2 separate regions of the Homo sapiens genome follow, and region 2 is linked to region 1. A link is an interaction called in ENCODE POLR2A ChIA-PET data of the cell type or tissue named here. Cell type or tissue: A673. All regions are shown on one strand. Each heading gives the region's core, and the rest is flanking DNA. Links, peaks and the distances in the headings are about the cores only. Region 1 overlaps CFDP1 (craniofacial development protein 1). Region 2 overlaps CFDP1 (craniofacial development protein 1).

Region 1 (2,910 bases), core at 258-2,757:
TCGTAGGAGACACGTGCTAAAGTATTAAAGGCTGATGTGTCACAATGTCTACAAGTAATTCTCAAATGGTTCAGCCAAAACAAAAGAAAAACCCAGATATAGATGGTGAGAGAGAGGCAATACATTAACCAGTGGTGAATCTGGATCATAGGTATGTAGGTGTTTGTTGTAATACTATTCTTGCAACATTTCTATAAGTGTGACATTTTTCAGAAGAAGAAGTTAGAGAGAAAATTTTAATAATAAAAAGTTTTGTTCCATACCATTTGTAAAAGTGATAATGGCCAGGCAGAGTAGTACATCCCTGAAGTCCCAGTTACTTAGGAGGCCAAGGCTGGAGGATCACTTGAGCCCAGGTGTTCAAGACCAGCCTAGGCAACACAGCAAGACCCTTTCTCAAAAAAAAAAAAAAAAAAAAAAAAAAAAAAACCCAAAACAAAAAAACTGATAGTGTCAATTCTTTTCCCTAAATATAGCTTCACTAGATAAATAATTGTTGAAAACATTATTTTTAAGAATAACAATTTTAGGGAAAATTGTATTTTCAGAGAGCCTACAGGTCTAATTAATTACTGCCAATGAAAATCAATGTAACTGCCTATAAAATTATTGATTGGCACTTCCTCTGTTCTCATGCAGCTCTAAATCACAAATCTGCTATTTTCACATAATAAAATTGAAATAAATGGGGGAAGGGAAATTACAGGGATGTGGCTCTTACCTAACAGCCAGGAGACTAACTTGCTCAAGGCATTAAGCCCTTACTTAACCTATGGTAAATAAACCTTATTAATCAATCAGAAAAATATTATTAAGCTAAGAAAATAATATTGAGGCCGGGGACAGTGGCTCATGCCTGTAATCTCAGCACTTTGTGAGGCCAAGGCAGGCGGATCACGAGGTCAGGAGTTCAAGACCAGTCTGGCCAACATGGTGAAACCCTGTCTCTACTAAAACTACAAAAAAAAAGTCCAGGCACGGTGGATCACACCTGTAATCCCAGCACTTTGGGAGGCCGAGGCGGGCGGATCACGAGGTCAGGAGATCGAGACCATCCCGGCTAACATGGTGAAACCCCGTCTCTACTAAAAATATTAAAAAATTAGCCGGGCATGGTGGTGAGCACCTGTAGTCCCAGCTACTCGGGAGGCTGAGACAGGAGAATGGCGTGAACCCAGGAGGTGGAGCTTGCAGTGAGCCGAGACTGTGCCACTGCACTCCAGCCTGGGCGACAGAGCAAGACTCTGTCTCAAAAAAAAAAAAAAAAAAGAAAAAAAAAGGCCAGGAGTGGCAGCTCATGCCTGTAATCCTAGCACTTTGGGAGGCCAAGGCGGGTGGATCACCTGAGGTCAGGAGTTCAAGACCAGCCTGGCCAACATGGCGAAACCCCATCTCTACTAAAAACACAAAAATAACAGGGCATGGTTGCACAGGCTTGCAATCCCATCTACTTGGGAGGCTGAGGAAGGAGAATCACTTGAACCTGGGAGGTGGAGGTCGCAATGAGCCGAGATCGCACCCTGTACTCCAGCCTGCACAACGGGAGCGAGACTCCATCTAAAAAAAAACAAAAACAAAACAAAAAAACTACAAAAGAATTAGCTGGGTATGGTGGCGTGTGCCTGTAATCCCAGCTACTCGGGAGGCTGAAGTAGGAGAATTGCTTGAACTGGGACCCGGGAGGCAGAGGTTGCAGGGAGCCGAGATCACGCCACTGCATTCCATCCTGGGCTACAGAGCAAGACTCCGTCTCAGAAAAAGAAAATAATATTGAAACCAAATTTCTCTCCTTGTATTTTCAATTATTATCTGATTTCTGAGACTTCAATGGGGCTCATATTGCAGTCAAGGAGAGTAATAAAGGGAGACATGACTTACCAAAAGTCACAAAACATGGCAATGATCAAGTGGAACAAAATACTTAACTCATATTCCCTTGCTTCTGTTCAGCTGAGCACTTCGTAAAGCTCAAAAACTACACTGCTATATGTGAAAGGACCTTTCTCATACTCCCTGGTAATTTATAGAGCCAGTTTTCCTTGAGTTCAAGTATAACTCTCCCAAAATATTATGATGGATTGAAAAGAGGATAGATGGCTAACACCAGTTAGAGAGAGACGCTCATTTTTGAAAATGCTAGTTTCAAAGTTTTTGAAGGTTCTCTTACCTTACTTCTTCACCAGCAAAATCAAACACCTTGGTGATTTTAACTTTTTCTGTTTCTTTAGGTTTCTCTAGCTCTTCTGCTTTTACCAACAATTTACTTGAACTTGTCTCTTCAGTCTCCTCTCCTTTCTATAAAAAAAACAAGAAATGTAATGTTTCACCAAAAGATGAACCATATTGTTTACAGATACTTTTTATTTTTTTTTCTTTGAGATAGCGTCTCACTCTGTAGCCCAAGCTGGAGTGCAGTAACACAATCTTGGCTCACTGCAACCTCCCCACCTCCCAGGTTAAAGCGATTCTCCTTGCTTCAGCGTCCAAAGTAGCTGGGATTACAGGCAACCGCCACCACACCCAGCTAATTTTTGTATTTTTAGTAGAGACAGGATTTCGCCATGTTGGCCAGGCTGGTCTCGAACTCCTGACCTCAAATGATCCACCTGCCTCAGCCTCCCAAAGTGCAGGGATTGTTGGTGTGTGGCACTGCAGTCAGCCTATAGCTACTCTTAAATGTTTCATCTCTAACCAGTTAAAGGCCTATTGGAAACTTACATGATTAGAGAAGCTTATTCTCCTACCACAGGAAATGCTTTGCTTTTCACTTAGTACAATTGTTATCAAAAGGCATCTGGTCGATTTCCGTAGGCTTCAAATCTCAGTAATGTAGGGTATTTCTGGAGAGGCATTCACCTCACTAATGTCTCAACTTACCTTAACTTGTGTACTTGGGGGCACTTTTGATTT
Region 2 (2,910 bases), core at 222-2,721, 110 kb before region 1:
AGTCTTGCTCTGTCACCCAGGCTGGAGTGCAGTGGTTCAGTCTTGGCTCACTGCAACCTCCACCTAGTGGGTTCAAGTGATCCTCCTGCCCCAGCCTCCCAAGTAGCTGGGATTACAAGTGTGCACCACTATGCCTGGCTAATTCTTATATTTTTAGTAGGATGGGGTTTTGCCAGGTTGGCTAGGCTGGTCTCGAAATCCTGACCTCAAGTGATCTGCCCGCCTCGGCCTCCGAAAGTGCCAAGATTACAGGTGTGAACCACCATGCCTGGCCACCATTTCTTTCTTGATTTTTTGTTTAATCACCAGTAAGACAAATATGACAAGGAAAGGACCCTTTTTACAACTGAATACGTAGGTTATGAACATTCTCTTTGTATTCCACAGCGAAGAGAAAGAGGTGCAAGTGATGGCCTGGGGTGCTGTCTGAGGGCCTGGCCTATCACACAGGCTATAGCCAAGGGTAAAGCCCCACCCCAGGCCATAATGACACAGACAAAAAAAAATTCACAATAATGCAACATCTAGGCATTCCATTGGCTCAGTTTTTGACGGATCTGAACTAGTTTGGTTTCTCAGAAGGACAAATGATTCAGATAAGGCCAAGGCTGCTACCACAGGCCAGATCCAACCACTAGGCAACTTACAGTTCACTGGAGCTGTAATTCAGCAAATTCAGCTTGGCAGATGTGACTGGCCCCTGAGAGTACTCCTCACATGCCCCGCCTTCCCTCCACCCGCAGTGGCCTTCCCAGTGACAGGCCCTGCCCCACACTGGAACAGAGACTTACTGACAAACCAAAGTGCTCACATTTTTAGTTCCATCATGAAAAGCTCCTGCTTGCTTACAGTGGGCAGTTTGTCTCCAATAAATCATTTGATTTCAGGGTTCTGAGGATTTTCCAAGGCATAAAACCTACTCCTTCTTACCCCTCTTTCCCTCGATTATGGATGGCCAGTTCTTCACCAATCCCCTCTTCCTCCTTGAAGCTCTCCCAGTCCAGTTTGGACTTCTCAAGGGTGCTCATTTTCTGCTTCTTGGCACCAATTTTCCCCAAAAGGCTGCTCATGCCACTTGATCTTTTTAACCTAAGGAAAGAAAATATGAAAGATGTAGCAGGTAAAAACTCTGATCTCTATATTAACAGTTTTTCTGATGCAAATGGGAATCCCCTAGATTGGGGCCATTTATCTTAGTGGAAGCCATGTTCATATTTGGGGCATTTCCTTCCTGGTGTGGAGAGCACTGTAAGTAAACTGGAATTCTAATGTGCTTTTCCTGCTTAACACCACTGTCTGCTCTCCTGAGCTACGAACAGGAAATCCTGCCTTCTTCAGACCTCTGTGGGCTCTGTGTGGCAGGTCTCTGCTTGCAAGGAGGGGAGGAGCAGCGCTTCAGGCAGGGCTTTGGAGTCACATGCCAAGGTCCAACTTCCAGCTTAACTGTGTGACTCTAGGCCAGTTATTTACTGCATGTTCCTTGGTTTCCTAATCTACAAAGCAAATGCTTACTCACAGGCTGTGGTGTATCTTACACGTAAAGGGCTAAAACAGCACTTGGCACAGCGTCAAGGTGCAATAAGCATGAGCCACTCTGAGTCACTGTCATCGTTTAAGCTTAAAGCCCCAGGGGGTTCTTTTAAGAGAAAGAGAACCAGTTCCCAACACTGATGAGTGAAAAGTCACAGTACTGTAAGAGGGTTCTAAAATCAGTTTCCTTTTAACTCCTGTGAGTTGGGCCCTGTTTTTTCCAGGAGGTGGAGAACATTCCTCACTCCGAAAGCTCACACGGGGAATGTACAGCCTGTGCTCCACTTGCTGGTGATGCTATCATGGACAGTGGGAGAAACCCCAGATGCCCAAATTCAAGTCTTGGCAGGTCAAATGTTTCCAGTCATTGTTAAACATATGAAATAAAATAAGAAAAGCAAAATGCAGTTAAGATGGTATGAGGAAAGGTTTGGTCTCTTTATGAAATGAAACGAAATCATCTACCAGCATGTAGGAACTTGGAAGTTATTTTCCGCCTCACGGGGATATGCAAGAAAGTTAAACATTTAAAAACTATGAGCTAATGTCACATGGTCTACTGATAATAATACCTTTACTTGTCTAGAATGTTTGTTCTCCAAGTGCTTTTGTAGCCATGATCTCATCTAACTCTCACTAAGGCCTGTGACACAGGACCCAGTCTCAGAGTTGGAAGGGATCATCTTTGAAATAACCTAGTATCACCCTAACCCATTCTGAAACCCCACGTCCCTGCCGCAAAGCAGCGTGAACGACTACTCACCCCCTCTGCCTGGTGTGAGCCAACAGGCCAACGTCCACACTGAACACCAGACTGCTGGGACTGAACAATGACCCTGAACATTCTCATTCTATTAACTTTAGTAGAGAGGATGTCAACTTCCCTGTTTGGGTCACACCCCAGTACATGCTGAGCTTAAGATCAACTCAGAATGGGCTGGGCAAGCTTCATCATCCTTGTATTAAGTTGGACAAATAAACAAAGTTCAGAGAGGTTAAATGATAAAACAAGGGTCAAAACAATAGACAATGCAGATCCGGGACAAAGGAAGATCTCTCCCAACTCTCAGGGTGGTGCACTGTGCTATCTCGCCTCCAGATGAGAAGTGACTTGAGAGATTTTCTCATTAGTTACTTTACTTCCCAGTTTGCTTAAGAGAACTCCAAATAGCTCTTTATGAGCTTTCAATTCATATCTTCTAAGCACTGTTTTCCAGACAACTCAACCCCTACAATGTCATATGTGCGCGTGATCACACACACACACACACACACACACGCACACACACACACTTTCTTTTTCACCATTTTACCAGGAACGGAGCATGAGTGGGGATATGGAAACTTACTGTGTCTCAAATCTTTTTCCTTCTCATCTTC

Evidence for each region. ChIA-PET counts read pairs that join two places held together with the same protein. Peaks named below come from ENCODE experiments on the same cell type or tissue, not always from the same donor. Only the 100,000 strongest peaks of a DNase experiment are listed, where the experiment ranks them.
Region 2: POLR2A ChIA-PET joins it to region 1 with 14 read pairs; 3 of 35 experiments call an interaction of 5 or more read pairs at or near these places.

Annotation. Positions count from the first base shown.
Region 1 is chr16:75,409,658-75,412,567 of GRCh38, forward strand. It overlaps CFDP1 (craniofacial development protein 1), which reads right to left. Exons shown (of 7, transcript NM_006324.3): 3 at 2,878-2,910; 4 at 2,168-2,295. Among named protein-coding and RNA genes, the nearest start is that of CFDP1, 22 kb to the right of the region's middle. In A673, for the core only: no CTCF peak of the experiment used is centred there; no DNase peak of the experiment used is centred there.
Region 2 is chr16:75,304,094-75,307,003 of GRCh38, forward strand. CFDP1 (craniofacial development protein 1) reads right to left here. Exons shown (of 7, transcript NM_006324.3): 6 at 931-1,089. Among named protein-coding and RNA genes, the nearest start is that of BCAR1, 54 kb to the left of the region's middle. RefSeq lists an enhancer at 1,059-2,258. In A673, for the core only: a CTCF peak has its summit at 1,802; DNase peaks (open chromatin) are centred at 728 and 1,488; H3K4me3 peaks cover 1,101 bases; H3K27ac peaks cover 2,500 bases.